Linked DNA regions of Mus musculus: region 1 is linked to region 2. A link is a loop called in an ENCODE intact Hi-C map of the cell type or tissue named here. Cell type or tissue: left cerebral cortex. All regions are shown on one strand.

Region 1 (8,000 bases), 490 kb after region 2:
TCAAGCAGGTCAGGAAGCAGGAGCTGATGCAGAGGCCATGGAGGGATGTTACTTACTGGCTTGCTTCCCCTAACTTGCTCAGCTTGCTTTGTAACAGACCCAGGTCTACCAGCTCAGGGATGGCACCACCCACAATGCCCTTCCCCCCACCCCCCACCAACTGAGAAAATGCCTTACAGCTGGATCTCATGGAGGCACTTCCCCAACTGAAGCTCCTTTCTCTGTGACAACTCCAGCCTGTGTCAAGTTGACACACAAAACCAGTCAGTACAGAGGGGCAGCAGAGCTGGTCCTCACAGGGCAAGAGCAGGGAACAAGGACAGCACGGGTCAGCCCTTTTGTAAGGGCTCATTTGGATCCTGCTGTTGGGGAGAAAGGCTCTGTCTCCCAGTTTCTTCTTAAAGGCACTCAACACCATCCTGTTGGTCATGTGTTTCAATGCTTGGACTTTGGGGGGGACACATTCTAACCATGGCAAAAGACAAAACAAAAACAAACAAACAAACAAACAAAACAAAACAAAAATCAGTCAGCCGATGGCCGATGCCTGCCGCTGGTACCCATGGCACATCTCACACAGAGCAGGTATCACTAACCGATTGCTACTGAACTTAGACCCTGACAGAACCCTCCCCAAATAACCAGAAATGCCACTCTGTCAGTGAAGTGTCTGGCTGGGGCTGAATTAGCTGTGGGAAGAGAGGGGGGCCCAGGAGTCTCTGGGGTTCAGCCCCATATATAACAGGTAAGTACCTATAAGTAGCCTGGGTGAGGAGCCATCCTAAATGGAGACTCCAGTGTTCATGCTCAGGGTCTGCTGGAAGATACCTGTCACCTGTCGTGGGTTAAACATGCTTGGCCCAGGGAGTAGCACTATTTGGACGTGGGGCTTTGTTGGAGTAGGTGTGGCCTTGTTCGAATAGCTGTGTCACTGTGGGCTTTAAGACCCTCGTCCTAGCTGCCTGGAACTCAGTCTTCCACTAGCAGTCTTCAGATGAAGATGTTGAACTCTCAGCTCTTCCTGCACCATGCCTGCCTGGATGCTGCCATGCTCCGGCCTTGATTATTATGGACTGAATCTCTGAATCTATAAGCCAGCACCAATTAAATGTTGTCCTCATAAGAGTTGCCTTGGTCATGGTGTCTGTTCACAGCAGTAAAACCCTAACTAAGACAATACCCCAACCCAGGTTCAGACCACCTCAAGGGACAGGACCTCTGATAGTTGCAGGCTAGAGGAGTGGACGAAGAGAGGACTGTGAATACCCGAGGGTTTCACACACTGGAGACATTATCTCGGTCACCTAGCCCTTCCTGAGAAGTAATCAGTGTAGAAAGCAGCAGAAGCTGTGAACAGAAAGAGACCTTAGCAGCTGTAGCCCCCATGGAATCAGCTAGGACCTCACCCAGAGGTGACCCTAAGGCACAGCCAGGTGCAGACTCTGCAAGAGAGCAGAGCTGGGGTGGCCCTGAGAGACTAAGGAGGGCCGGGGAACCCAGGCATTATCACACTGGCTGTCAGGGACAGAGCAGCCCTTTGCCCTGCATCAGTTCCTCTGAAGCCTCCACAACCTGATAGGTTAGAAAAGGACAGAGCAGGCTCACAGTTGGAACAGTGCCTTGTAGAGTACCTCTGTGATTAGGCTCTCTGTCTTTGCAGGCACATACTCTACCTAACTGGAAGAACAGGATAGGATGGTGGGTAACCTTGACCACCCTGTGACCTGGACCCACTAATTGCTAGTGATAAGTGCAAGAGAGGTGCTGATCCAGGAAGGCTGCCTGGAAGAGGGGAGCCATGGCAACTGGATAGGTGACAAAAGTGTCAGAAGGCTATGGGTCACAGCCAGGACATCCACACAGACACAGGGGTGAGAGCTCTCAGTGGACACCCAGTCACCAGGTGCCCCGCTGACCCAGGCCTGACTCCACAGTCTCATACATCAGGCCTGCAGTCATGTTCACCATTCCCAGGAGTGGAAACCACTTGCAATAGGTGGTCCAGCTGCTAGAGACGCAGGACAGAGGCCCAAGCAATGGTACAATCCCTGCTGGCTGGGGCAAGGGGCTGTGAGCACCCCCCAGGAACTGAGCCGAAACCCCTCAGACCAGGGAGAACTCGGGACCTCCCTGCTGCAGCCACTGACCCCCAGATAGATCCCCAGAGCCTGCGTCTCCCTTTTCCTCACCTGAGCCTGGGGACAGGGGAAAGAATAACTCACCTAAACAGAGTTCTTTCCCTGTGTTGTGTTTTTTATTTAATTTTCCAACGAACACACTCTTTTATCATCCAAAACCGTGAAAGTAAATTAAGAAGAAATGGGTTTCTTTCAATTAGGCTCAGCGCTGCTTTGAGTAACTGCCTATAATTCTATTTAATGAAAAAATAAAATCATTATTCCACAGCTCCCCCTGCCCTGTCACAAGCCCACAGACGGGCTCCATTAGCGAGCACCGTAGATTTATTTAATTAGAAAAATATTTTGTTTTCTCTGATTTCTTTAGGAAGGGGGGGGCAAAAAAACTAAGAAAAAAAAAAAAAACCTCCAGGCACAAAATTAATCAAATCTGTTACCTGGTAGTTAATGGCTGCTACGCACAGGCATCTCTCAATCCGACTTGGATTCCCACCCGAATTTGGATTGCACTCCAACCACGGGCTGACCTACCCACACCTCCCTGCCTGTTTGGCAAACTCTGATGCCAAGGCCCTTGCTGCCAGAGCAGGAGACCCCAGGCAGGGACCCAGGGAGAGCAGCCAGAGTCTCTTGTTGCCACCAAACATTGGTACTTTTGTGCTCCACATGCAGAACCAGAGCTGTGGTCAAGCCTGTGCCAACTGTGGTCAAGCCTGTGCCAGCTGTGGTCAAGCCTGTGCCAGCTGTGGTCAAGCCTGTGCCAGCTGTGGTCAAGCCTGTGCCAGCTGTGGTCAAGCCTGTGCCAACTGTGGTCAAGCCTGTGCCAGCTGTGGTCAAGCCTGTGCCAGCTGTGGTCAAGCCTGTGCCAGCTGTGGTCAGGTCTGTGCTAGTTGTGATCAGGCCTATGCTAGTTAGGCAGAGCCTTTGTAATGGCAGTAGCTGCCAATCCTAAAGACCCTTTCCCAAGCTGGCAACCTCAGGTGACCCCAGGGTCCTAAGCCAAAGAGCCCAGAGGTGTGTGGGAGGGACAAGCAGCTATGCTGAAGGCCTTGTGCCTTCCCCAGGACACCAATATGAGGAGAAGAGACCAGAATCAGACATACGGCCTGATGCCTTCGTGCCCATGTGACCTTGATGTGCCTAACTGCCCTGCAGGAACATAACCCTGACCCTGATGGGGACCCTAAGGACAGTAACTAGGGTGCACCTGTGGGCTTTGCCTCCCTGAGATCTTTCGGGGACTCTGAGCGCTGACATTGAGCTCTCGCAGAGGCCGTCACACAGCACCCACCGGACAGCCCGTCCTCAGATGACATGCCTTGTCACATGCAGGCATGACTCTGTCTGGGTCCCTCATCACACTGAAGGACAGGGAGAGCAGGACATAGCCATAGCCAGGCCTGGAGGACTGGAGGACACCCGGGCCAGGCTGTAGGCAGCAGTTCCACAGGGAGGGTTTCACCTAGGACAGCCAAGATGCTCAGAAAATGGTTGCTGAATGAATGTCCTAAGGAACTGGTAGAGCTGCAGCATCCCTGACTCTAGAGCTTCCTTGTTCCTTCCTCCACCCTTTCCCCTTCTATCCCTCCCTTTCCCCCTTTTTCCTTCCTTCCTCCCCCCCTCCTTGCTTCCTCCATCCTCCCTTCCCCAGCTCTGCAGGAATTTCCAGGAGCACAGCCTATGGTTCAGAACCAACTCCTCAGAGGGGACTCCTGAGGGAGGACTCCAGAGAGAGGACTCCTGAGAGTCACTTCGGATTTCCTGGCAGAAAAGGAACATCTGTGAGCCAATTCCCTGCAGATGGAACTGCTGCGAATGAGACAGCTACCCACTGAAAATTGAATCAGGTCAGCAAGGATTCATTTGCTAGCACACGTATGTCCCAAATGCCTCTCGGGGAGTAATGGGATAGATGGCCTGTTATCTGTCTGAGGTCTGGGGCTCAGCACACTTGTCTCTTCCAGTGGCTGAGATGTAGAGTAATGAGAGTTCCCCAAACACCCCTTCCTCCCCAAGCCAGGACTTCCCTGGGAACAGAGCCACACCCCTCCAGTTGATTTAGTCACCAGAAGCCACCTTTTTAAAAAGGAAAGAAGATTTAACACGCGATAGAATTTGATCATATTCTTTCTGCTCTCCCAACTTCTCCTAGACCTTCCCCACTTCCCTTTCCACTCAGTCTCTCTCTGTCCATCTCCCCATCTCTGTTTCTCTATCTCTGTCTCACTCAAAAACTAAATAAAACAGAAATCAAAACAAATAAATAAAACAACAAAAACTCTCATACACACACACATGCAAAGAGAAAACTGGAGTTTGTTTTGTGTTGGCCCAGGCATAGTGCCTGCTCTGACCTGTTTAGTATAGCCAGTGACTGAGTTGCCTTTCTCAATGGTAACTGCAAATAGGTTCTTGGTTAGGGGTGGGACTTTGTGCTGTTTGCTGTCTGGTCTGAGCTTTGTGCAGGTCTTGTGCAAGCTGCCGTGGTCTCTGTGAAGATAGTTTCCTTGGTGTCAAACATCACCTCTGGCTCTTGCCATCTGAAGAGATCTTGAGTCTAGAGGACCATCTTATGCTGCTGAGTGCCACCTCTAACGCAAGGAACCTCCAACTCGAGTCTGGGTACGTCTTGCTGTGTTGTTGGCTAAAGGGGTCCTATGGACTCTCCAAAGCACCACTGACTATTGCCCAAGGCTATTGGTTACCTTCCACAACTTGTGAGCAAGGCTCTCTTGCTGAAGCTACAACTCACTTATGCCATTGATCATGGAGAAAGAGAGCCAGCACCTAAACAGATGTTTCACCCTGCTGACTGGAATTAGAGGTGCTTTAAGGTTTTTCTGTGGATATGCTGTATGCTTTCCTACCAGAGTAGGAAATTAGCCATCAACATCACCCAGTTACATACTCTGAGACCCACAGCAGTAACCTGCCTATATGTTACTCTGGAGCAAGCGTAGCACAAATATTAAGGGAGTAATAAACCCTTTCTGATCAGATTTTAGGCCCACTCCGTGAAATAGAACCCATACCTGGCACTGTCACAGTGACAAGAAGTTACCTTCAACAACCGTTTCCCTTCAGCCCTACTACAGGAACTAAGTCAGGGTAGTTACAATTTTCTCTCCCAGTCAGGATCCCCGGGGCCTGCGGTCCAGCCACCCCTGACACATTGGATGGGTCTCCTGATGGCTCTGTCATGTTGAGTGGGGCTCATGATAGCTCCAGGTGAGACTAGATCCAGAGGCAGCCATCTGGACAACACATCAGACTCAGCCCTGTTGACAATGATATGACATGGGGGGCTGGCACTCCAGGGACACTCCAGTCTTCAAGTTGGGACAGCATGAGGCAGCTCAGAGCCAGGCACCTTGCCACCAGTGCCGGGCATTGCCCAGTGCTGGGGTGGGTACCACAAACTTCTCTAGTGCAGATCCAGCCTCTCATTATCCCACACTTCAGCCAGGGCTCCTGCCTAGACGGGGACCAAACTGGCCCATCTCACCCACTCTCTATTTCTCTAGTTTTCTGGCAGGAACTCAAGAGATACAGGTAAGCCTCAACCTTTGCCCATTTCCCACAGTTCCTCAAGGAAAAAGAATCTGGCTGGATCTTCTAGCCCAGGTGGGTTAGAAGCAAGGGCGGGCTTCTGTGGTGCCCACCAGGCTTTAGGGAATCCCATGGTGCAAGAATAGGTTACATAGGGAGGGAGGGAGCTCTTGCCTAGTCTGTTCCCAGAGTGTAAGTATGTTCGCTCTGTACACAGCCCGGTCCAGTGAGCATCTACCCTGGCCTTTGAGCCCCTGCTGTAATCCACAAACAACTCAAGAAGGTAGCAGCTATGATGGTAGCAGTCCCAGGCTACATCGGCTCCTTTCCATAGAATAGTCAGCTTTTATAAAAGTTTACAGTTCATAAGCTGTCAACACAGACAAGACAATGTCTTTGCAAGGACCACAAAAAGCCAATACAGGAAAACTTGCCCCAGACCATGGGAAGCCCATAGGGTCCTGAGCAAAAGTTCCATGGCTCTTAGCCCTTTAAGGCAGGAAACTCTGGAAGGGACCTTTCCACAGACCACCGAGGCAAAGGCCCCACAACCAGCTGGCCTCTCACAGGCTTTAGAGAAGCCCTGTTTGCATCAAGGTCTCCCACAGAAAGCATGTTGATCCTGAACCGCCCACCCTCAGCACCTCAGACTATGACTAAATTCAGAGATGGGGTCTTGAAAGAGTTCATTGAGGAAAAATAGGGTCATTGGGCAACCCTACTGATGGGTGACCTCTGAGAAGAGAGAGGGCAATGTATACACAGCGTGGAAGGCTGTGTGAGAACACAGGGTGAAGACTCCACCACAAGGCAGGACAGGCCTTGGGAGGAACCAGCAGGCCAACACCTTGATCTTGGACCTCACCCCAGATTGTGAGGGCACAGCCCTGTCTGTTCCCATGTCCCCAAACCAACATGTTGGGCACTTATGTCCTATGTCTGCTGAAGCTTACAGAGAACAGAGAACGCTCTGAGCAGAGCCTGCCCCGTATGAGCGGATGCTTGACTCTGGCCTCACCACCATTCCTTCTGTGTGAACCTGAGCCACCGCCAGACACGGTTTCCTCGATATTCAACAGCCTCTTCCCTTCGTGGGGAATCCTATGACTTTGTATCTTACAGCTGACTGGGTGGGGCTCCAGGCTCCTCTCTGGCACTCCGCCTTTCCTCCAGCACTCACATCTGGCCCTGAGTGGCAAGCTTGGTATATAGCCCAGCAGAACTCAGCCCCTAAGATCCCTGATCTAAAGCAGATGACAACACAGGTAAGATGTCCCTCCCCAAGGAGGCCCTAACCTGGCCCTGGCCCTGGCCCTGGCCCTGGCCCTGGGGATCTTCAGACAGGAACTGAACTGCCCAGAGCTTGTGGGAGGTAATGAGATAGCAACCCTAGCAATGCTTCTCTTCCCTGCTCCCTGAAATGCTCTTTGGCAGAATAACTCTCAGGATTCATCAGAGCATCTAGACATAAAAGGCAGAAAAACACTGACTGTGCGCACATGCAGATAGTTACACCAGGCAGCCCAATATGACACTGGCCCACCAAGTGGCCCTGATGCATTTGCTGCACCTTGCCTTGCTTCCTATCGCTGTGATAAATACCATAACCAAAAGCAACTTGAGATGAAGGGATTTATTTCATCTTACAGGTTATAGTCTATCAAAGAGGGACGTTAAGCCAAGAACCTAGAGGCAGGGACCACGATGGGACAGTGCTGACTAGCTTACTCCTGGCTTCTGCTCAGCTAGCTTTCTTATACAGGTCAGGACTACCTGTCACGGGATAGAACCACCCACAGTGGGCCTTCCTACATTAATTAGCAATCAAGACAAAGATGCCCTACAGACATGCCCATAAACCAATCTGAAGTAAGCAATTCCTCGATTGAAGTTTTCTCTTCTCTGTGACACTTTGGGTCAGCTCAGCAATAAAAACTAACCAGTATATCAGTATGTATGCATTAAAATTTTCCACCAAGACAAAAAGGCAAAAGAAGCTAGATGTGTTGAGGAAGGGAACTCAGTCTCCACTGCACAGACAGACTGTAAGCTCCCACAGGCCCCCTGTTCTGCTCTGAAATGTCCTGATCACCCTGATCAGCTTTGCCTGTGTGTGGTCAGTGGGATAATGGTGCCCACGACACCCATGTCCAGATCCCAGAACAGAGAACATGTGGCCAGCTTGCTAGCTCGTGGGACTCCCCTGAGGTGGAACCCACAGCTTTGAGACAAGGAGCAAATGTGAGGAGACTCACGAGCTGGCAATCTGCGAATGCTGGAGACCAGGAGAGCCTCAGGTGTCACTCGGATCTG
Region 2 (8,000 bases):
ATTTATTTATTTTATGTATATGAGTTCACTGTTGCTCTCTTCAGACACACCAGAAGAGGGCATCTGATCCCATTACAGATGGTTGTGAGCCACCATGTGGTTGCTGGAAATTGAACTCAGAACCTCTGGAAGAGCAGCTAGTGTTCTTATCCATTGAACTATCTCTTCAGCTCCCACCCCCTTAAACACACACACACACACACACACACACACACACACACACACACACACGGATTTTGAGGCTTGAACTCAGACCCCTATGCTTGCAAAACAAATGCTCTACCAACTGAGCCATGTGTTCAAGCCTCTGGGTGAGATTTTTTTTTTTTAAAAAGATTTTATCTTTTTCTGTTTGTAGATGTGTGGATGCCCACAGATCCCGAAAGAGAGTGTTGAATCGGATGGAGCTGGAGTTACAGGCGACTGTGAACTGCTTGGTATGAGTTTTGGGAAGCAAACTCTAGTCCTCTGCAAGATCAGCTTGATTCCTAATCATGAGTCTCCTATCTAGGCTCTGGGAAAGACTTCTGTGCACTGGTTCCTTACTAACGAGAGTGAGCAGCCAGATCTAGTTCCTTCAAGGAACACCACCAGTTTGGTTCCTGTTCAAGTCAATGACCATAACTTGTGGGCCAGGACATGGCCATCTTGCCAGGGTCCACACCAGCAATGGACACAGCAAAAGGCAACCAGTTCTTGAATCCCATGTCTAGAGCTCCTAGTTCTTTCTGGCCTTCATTTCTACTCAGCTCTGGGGGCCTGACTGGGCAGTGCCTGTGGTCTTGGGGGAGAGAGGGGTCCAGTCATTATCACTGAAGGTGGCATTTTAGTGGACTGACTTGCACAGTGGTGTCATTCTGTTGCAGTTGCAGGCTGACTCCACCCATGACGCTACCTCCCGCCATGCTTCCCAGACAGGCAGAATCTTGACAGATCTTGAGGCTTCCTATGTCCCTGGCTTCTAGTCACTTGTGTTGGGGGCCAGCCAAGCCTATGTTAAGTTCACCTCCTGGCACCGGAAGGCTCTAGCTAGGTGGTGGGTCTGGATCCTGTCACCCTGCAGTGGCAGTGGAAGAGAATTCAGTCCTGACAGATCCAAGGACAGGAAGAGCCCTGGGTGCCACACTCACTGGGTAGCTGGGGTGGTAAAGCTAGCCCTGCTGGCTGGTCTTGGGCGGGGCTAGAGGAATCCTGCTGTTTGGAAGCAGATTTTATGCTTTCTTTTCTTGCCTGCTCACTCTCTGGTATGTGCTGCCCAGCAGGGACCCTAGCGGATTGGTGTCAGCTTCAAGAAGGAGGGCAGCTTCTCTGGTGGAGGCAGGAACGCTGCCTTAGAGGCAGCTATGCTTAGCATGCTGACTGACATGGCTCACAGCAGCAGCAGGAAGGGACAGTCCCAGGGTCAGAGAAGCAAAAGGCTGAGAGATCAAGATACATCACAGCTGGGAGTTCTGAGGGAAGATCTGGTGTCTCCCACAGTCCTTGGCCCTTCACCTGTATCTATCTCCTCGTGTGTGTGTGTGAGTGTGTGTGTGTGCGTGCGCGCGTGTGCATGTTGCATGTGGAAGTATCACCACCAAAATCCAGTAGGACTCTGCTGTAACTCTGACACCTCTAGGGGGACCCTGCCCCAGGTCACCATCTGAGGGATGGGGTTAGATTTCACATGTGGTCCTTGAGGAAACAGTTCAGCACACAGACAATCCTTTGGGTTGGCCTGGCAGGCACTGGGTTCTCACTGATCACTAAAGGGGGGACTCAACAGAGAAAGACCCAGAGAATGTGGGTACCGGCCCTAGCTGAGTCTGCTGTCCTTCCCACTAGACTGCCAAGTCGTGGCAACCTCACACACACTTGCTCTTACAACTGTGGTGACAACTGTGGGGGAACCCCCCTTTGGTTCCTCAGCTCTCAGGACAAAGCTGGCTGGACCTTGGAGACATCACTTCAACAAAATGGGCTGGGCTTGGGAGGGGATGGCCCTCTCTTGGTCCAACTATGTTCTTATCATTAATATTGAATGTGAGGGAGGAGACGGCGGGGAGCTCTGTCAGAGCACCCATGATTTGGTTAGGGTTGCAAGGATGGGGAGCAGTTTTTCCTCTTCCTTCCACAAATGCCCCCTGTTCTTCTGGACATGTGTGTGGGGTCCTCTGGCCTGCCACTATGGCTCAGAATGAAGGGGCATGTCTTGCAGTCTTCTGGGTACCCAGGACCCTGGGAATCCATGTATACTTGGGTCCTGTCCATCCCAGTGAGGACGAGTCTTCATGGTTCTTTAAGTGGTTCTGCTTTGGGGTCTGAGGAAGCTACATTTTGAGCTTGTCTCAACAACAGGGGCATACTCTCTAGCTCTCTGAGGGGTCAGGGAAGGCCTGCTGTGGAGGTACCTTCTCACACACAGCTTCCTCTGACAGGGAGGGCATCAAGCTGTTGAACAAGTGAGTGGCTCTCAGACACTGCATCTTGAAGGACAGGGCTGGTTCCATTCAGAGCACTGTGCCTAAGGCCAGGATGAGGGTAAGCCAGGGCATTTGGTGGGCTGCAGCCTGGGCCCTCATGTGTAATTAGGGACTGCCAGCAAGACCAAAGACTTGTGAGCAGTAAAAGAGTTTAAGACATCCTTACTGATGGTGTGGACTGGTCTGGTCTTCACAGTTTCCCCAAAGCACCAGAGACAAGGGAGGTGCAGCCTGCCTTGGAGGTACAGACAAGTGTCTGAAGAAACACATCTCTGGAGAACCCTCCCTCATTTCTTCAAAGTGGATGGGAGCAAGCTAGACCCTGGTGGCACAGAGCTGTGGCCCATGATGGCTCATGCAATAAGGGATGGGTCCTGGCTCTAGGTTCTGGGCCAGTTTTGAGTCAGCAAGTCATGCCACCCCCCCTTTTTTTTATAGTATTTCTTTTTTTTTTTTTAAAGATTTATTTATTCATTATATGTAAGTACATTGTAGCTGTCTTTAGACACTCCAGAAGAGGGAGTCAGATCTCTTTATGGATGGTTGTGAGCCACCATGTGGTTGCTGGGATTTGAACTCCGGACCTTCAGAAGAGCAGTTGGGTGCTCTTACCCACTGAGCCATCTCGCCAGCCCCTTGTTTTTATTTTTTATTTTTTTGAGACAGGGTTTCTCTGTGTAGCTCTGGCTGTCCAGGAACTCAATCTATAGACCAAGCTGCCTTGAACTCAGAAATCGCCTGCTTCTGCCTCCCAACTGCTGGGATTAAAGGCGTGCACTGGCAAGTCATGCCACTTCTATGAGCCTCTGGTTCTCCTCTTCAAAACTGGAGACCCTTCTTGAAATTTCTTAGGGTTTAGAGAACTTCTATATTTCAATGACTTCTCTGATCAGTTTCATTTCCTGGGATATGGAGGTGTCCGTGCCGAAGGGAGAGTCCCCACGTAAAGGAGACACTGACATTTGGATGTGAGGTGTCAGAGAACACCTCTGTAGCCTGGCTGAATTCCCCCTCTCTCTGTTTCTATGTCTCTGTCTGTCTCTGTCTCCCTCTCCCTCTTAGTGGAAAAGTGGTTGCAGGTGTGCACATGGGGAGGTTGGTAGGGAGGACTCTGCTTGTTTTGGGACCTCCTTCATATGGGACCTAGTACCATCCAGGGGTGGAGATTCATGCATCCTGGACAATACCATTAGAGGAGCTGAGTCTAGACCTGCCTGGGTTGGCTTATTTTTCTTACCGTTTGTCCATTCGAGTGGATGCCTGGTTCATCTCGCTGTTGGCGATGAAGTTTCGGATCTCGGAGAAGTAAGAATCTTCCTTCTCATCTAAAAGTGCATGGTTGTCCGACTCGGAGGTGGGGGAGGAGGCGCTGGTGCCCAGGTGGTTCGTGAGCACCCCGGAGTGCTGGCTCACTGTGGATGGGCTGAGTGTCAGGGGCATTCTTGGGGGCATCCAGCCCTCACTCAGTGCCAATGTGCACTTGGGGTGATCTCAGGGAACTGTTTCTTAGAAAGTTGTTTGAGGGGTGATGTTGCCCTTGCTTGCCAGGTCTCTTCCCTCGCCCCTCCTCCGCCACGCCCTCTGCCGCCACGCCCCTCCTCCGCCACGCCCCTCCGCCGCCACGCCCAACACCCCACCCACCTGGTGCGCCCTCGTGTTCGTGCTTCTTCAGGTGCCGGTCTAGGTTGGTCTGCTGCCCGAAGCAGCGGTTGCACAGATGGCACTTGAACGGCTTCTCTTTGTTGTGGATGTTCCTCACGTGCCGCTGGAGGTTGGAGGAGATGCTGAATGACCGGTCACAGTACTTGCACCTGGAAAACAGGTGCGCCTTGCCTCAGAGGAGAGATCAAGTGCCGTGGGAGCTGTGTCCACTGTGGAGTCCCCGAGGTCACCTGACTACCCAGCTGGAGAGTTCAGACATGTCCTAGGATTCTATTCTTAGAGACATCTAGGCCAGGTTTTAACTATCCCTGAGCTCTATACTGGAGGGAGTAAGATGCTGAGATAGTGCGAGGTGACATTCTTTATTCAGCCTCAAGAGGGCAGCCTTGAGCCACCGAAAGATACAGAAAGCTGTTCTGGCTGGTTACCCTGAGATGGGAAAGCAGCCCTCTGCTGACTGAAGACCCTGAACCAGCCCCATTTCACTTGGGGGCTCGTGGTGGCTATCTAATGCTCTTAGTAACCCTGGAGGTCAGGTGGGGGGATTTTGGGACTGTGGTTTCGATGCTGAGGCCAGCTAGTAGCCATATTGAATCCTTCAAGCTACTATGGGCTCCTGTGTGCTCAGAGTATTGCCTGCCACACCCCCACTAGGTTGACCAAGCACTTGGGAAACCATTTTACCAGAGAGCATGGCGCAGTTAGAAGCTGTGGTCAGTGAGAGACGTCTGCTGTGTGGCTGCCCTCCAGGCGTGGCCTCGTTGGCCCTAACAGCAGAGAACAGAGGCCGGCTCTCTCCCAGTTTTATAACAGGGCCCAAGCAATACCCACAATAAAGAAACCAGGCCCAAAACAAAGAACAGTGCGTGATTTAAGAAGGGACCTTCCAGGCTCCGCAGCACATGTGAGGCGCCCTGGAAAGGAGCGAGCTGTGCCTTGTGGGAGTCTGAGCTGCGGTGCATTGTGGGAGTCTGAGCTGACAGGGCTTCCCCGAGGGCTGTACACACAGACGGACCCTGCAGCAGGGATTCTGTCTCCGTGGTGTATTTTTTTCTGCATCCATGTGCATCCATGCAGTGTGTGTTTAGTATAAGTGCATGTGTGTGCTCAGGTATATGAGCACACATATGCAAAACAGTCGTCAGAACGCCTTTGGGCGCTTATCTGGATCTCGGAGGCACACACACAGCACTTGAAAACCGTGTTTGTGCGAGTATATACTTTCATATTTGGGAAATGAGCCCTGCTAGGTGACAACACAACACACAAGATTTCCAGCGCCAGTGCTGTGAGACAGGCTGCCTTCCTCTCTAGAGCCAGAGCCTGCTATGTCAGCCTCCGTGAGGGCAAAGATGGGGGGGGGGCTTTTAAAATTTTTTTCACCCACATGGATGTGTGATTGTTCTAAATACAGCAGGCTTGCATTCCTATGGGCTCTGCCCCACTGCGATTTGGGGCTGGTGGCAGGCTCTAGAGTAGCACACTGGTCACGAGCCTCTGTCATGTGGTTGCGGACGTGCCCGAGGACAGCAGGGGCACAGCCAGGAGGGGCTGTGTCAAAGCAGTTTTTATAGCACTGTACTATCCAGTACAGGAGGAGCCAGGCTCTGGATGGACCCTGGAGGTCTGTGTGGGCCCCTGCCCAGGGTGTCTGACTGTGTTTCTGTCCCTGTTGAGCTTAGAATACTCAGGGCCGCATTTATTAACTTTGCCCTTGGACTCTCAGAGCCTGCGAATCCTCTGGTCCTTGGATGCCCCATAAAAACCAAGGAAGTTTAAGGCCCCAGAGAAAGGGATGCTACTCTGAGAGGGGCCCTTCCTCCTGTCCAGGCCCTTCGTTCAGGCATGTGACCTTCCAACCTTGAACTCTTGTGTCGCCCCCTTGTGTATGGTTCCCTTCTTCAGTAGGTCCCTTCAGCCTCCAGCCTTGTCTGAGGCCAGGCTCCCCTTGCTCCTGCTATACTTTTAACTGCCTCACCAGACTTGTTTATCACAGGTCTGGGCCTCTACTGTATCCTAGGGAGTCCTGAGTGGCCTCTGGGGCACATAGGTGTCCTTGGACACAGCCTTTCTTCCACAGTCTGGGACACAATGTGACTCACATGACCACCTGCAAAATATGCCCGGATGTGACTGTTGGTTCGCACACCTGATGTTGCACAGCCTGAGCAATATCAGGTCTCGGTCCTGCTTGCTCTATAACCCCCTGTGGATGCAACATTTCGGAAGGAATTTCACCTCTCACCTGCTCTCCCCACACACCCTAAAACATAGCGACACCTTGACAGGGCCAGGCCCAGCTCTTCCTGCTTTTTTTTTGGGGGGGGGGCGGGGAGGGTGATTGCTCAGGAAAAGAAACCTTGATTTGTATCTGCGGAGTAAAGCCAAGGCTAAGCTGCTCATGGGACTAGGAGTTCCCTCAACAGCACGAGTCCCCTGCAGATGCCACAGGTCACCCAGGCAGCCCTGGTCTGGCCTGCCCGTCCCTCGGAAGCACGTACATATAGCTCTTTTTTTTCCTTTTGTTTTGGTTCCTCGGGAACTGCAGAGACCTCTGACAGCCCCTCTTCCTATGCAGCAGCACCGGCATGGGAATGCTGGGATGGGGAGGGAGGTTGGAGCGGCAGAGGCCTTCGCAGAGCTCTGCTTGCAGGGTGCTGAATGTAGCCTCTCCTTGTTCTAATCTAAATAAATGGCCCAGGCAGAGACGTCCACTTGAAATTTAGGGGAGCAGAGAGCCCCAGGGCTGCGAGGGAGCAGAGTTCGCTCAGCAGCTGGGCTCTGCACTGTGAATAAGCTGACAGGCGGCTAGGGAAATTTACAGCTGTGCCGCATAAAGCAACACGCCATTGTGCTCGCAGAGAGGAGAGGGCACGGGCAGCCCAGCAGACAGCTTTGGGAGGACCTTGCTGTGACCATGCCTGTGGCCGTTGCAGAGACGTGAGGGATGCACAGGGCAGGAGAGGGTGAAACCAGACCTCTCATCCTGGTTTCTGGGCCGAGTAGCATCTTTCTTGAGACATAGGAGGGCTACAGCCAGCCACCACTGCTACATCATTTTAAAAGTGAGGACAGATAAGGAAAGAAGAGAATTAAAAATGTTCTAAGAATAAAAACAAATGAGGAGGAGTCTTGCAGGAGCCACCTGTAGCCCCCGCTGGACACCAAGTCGGCTTTCTTCATATAAGACACAGAACAGGAGATGGGGAGGAGATGGGAGGCGTGCGTCCACAAAGCAGGAGTCACAGGCCTGCTCAGGAGCTCCAGGTTGGTCCTGGAAGGCCGGCATCCAAGTATGACACAGGCTACGCCCGGCAGCCAGGAAAGCCTCTATATCAAAGTTGGAAGGAGGCATACTGGGGGTTCAGTCCTTTTGTTCTCAATTCTTAATTTTTCTATTTAAAAATCTTAATTAAAAATGTAAATGTGTAGGGTGTGTGCATGCATGCATATGTACATATGTGTGTGTGCATTCCTGTGTTATGTGTAGAGTGTCGTCCATTATTGCTTCCCCACACACACTTTGTTTTTGAGGGTCTCTCATTGGGTCTAAGGCACAGCGATTTGGCTAGACTGGCTAGCCAGAAAGTTCCAGGGATCCTCCTGTCTCAGCCCACCTGGCACTGGAACTAAAGGGCCACACGGCCTTGCTCAGCTCTTATGTGGGTACTGGGATGTGAGTGCAGGTCTCACGTTTGCAAGACGGTCTTCTCCAGCCTCAGTTGGTCAGGTCTTTCTACCTCTGCGATCTAAGTTCTGTAAAACTTGCATGCTGGTGTTTTAGGACGTAAGAGTGTCTTTAGGTATGTTTTCTCCAACTCCAGGAGAAGACGCCAAAGCCAGGGTAAGTTGTGTGTAAAGGGCTGTTCCCTGTCT

Evidence for each region. Hi-C counts contacts between places; a loop is a spot of excess contacts. Peaks named below come from ENCODE experiments on the same cell type or tissue, not always from the same donor. Only the 100,000 strongest peaks of a DNase experiment are listed, where the experiment ranks them.
Region 1: it touches region 2 in a loop (2.9-fold over the local background); 17 of 42 quality-filtered maps call a loop at or near these places.

The regions. Positions count from the first base shown.
Region 1 is chr4:154,815,608-154,823,607 of GRCm38, forward strand. No RefSeq gene overlaps it. Among named protein-coding and RNA genes, the nearest start is that of Ttc34, 18 kb to the right of the region's middle. In left cerebral cortex, no CTCF peak of the experiment used is centred here; a DNase peak (open chromatin) is centred at 3,914.
Region 2 is chr4:154,324,561-154,332,560 of GRCm38, forward strand. It overlaps Prdm16 (PR domain containing 16), which reads right to left. Exons shown (of 17, transcript NM_027504.3): 13 at 4,104-4,273; 14 at 3,700-3,874. Among named protein-coding and RNA genes, the nearest start is that of Arhgef16, 29 kb to the left of the region's middle. In left cerebral cortex, CTCF peaks have their summits at 46 (motif pointing right), 4,500 (motif pointing right) and 6,004 (motif pointing left); a DNase peak (open chromatin) is centred at 4,505.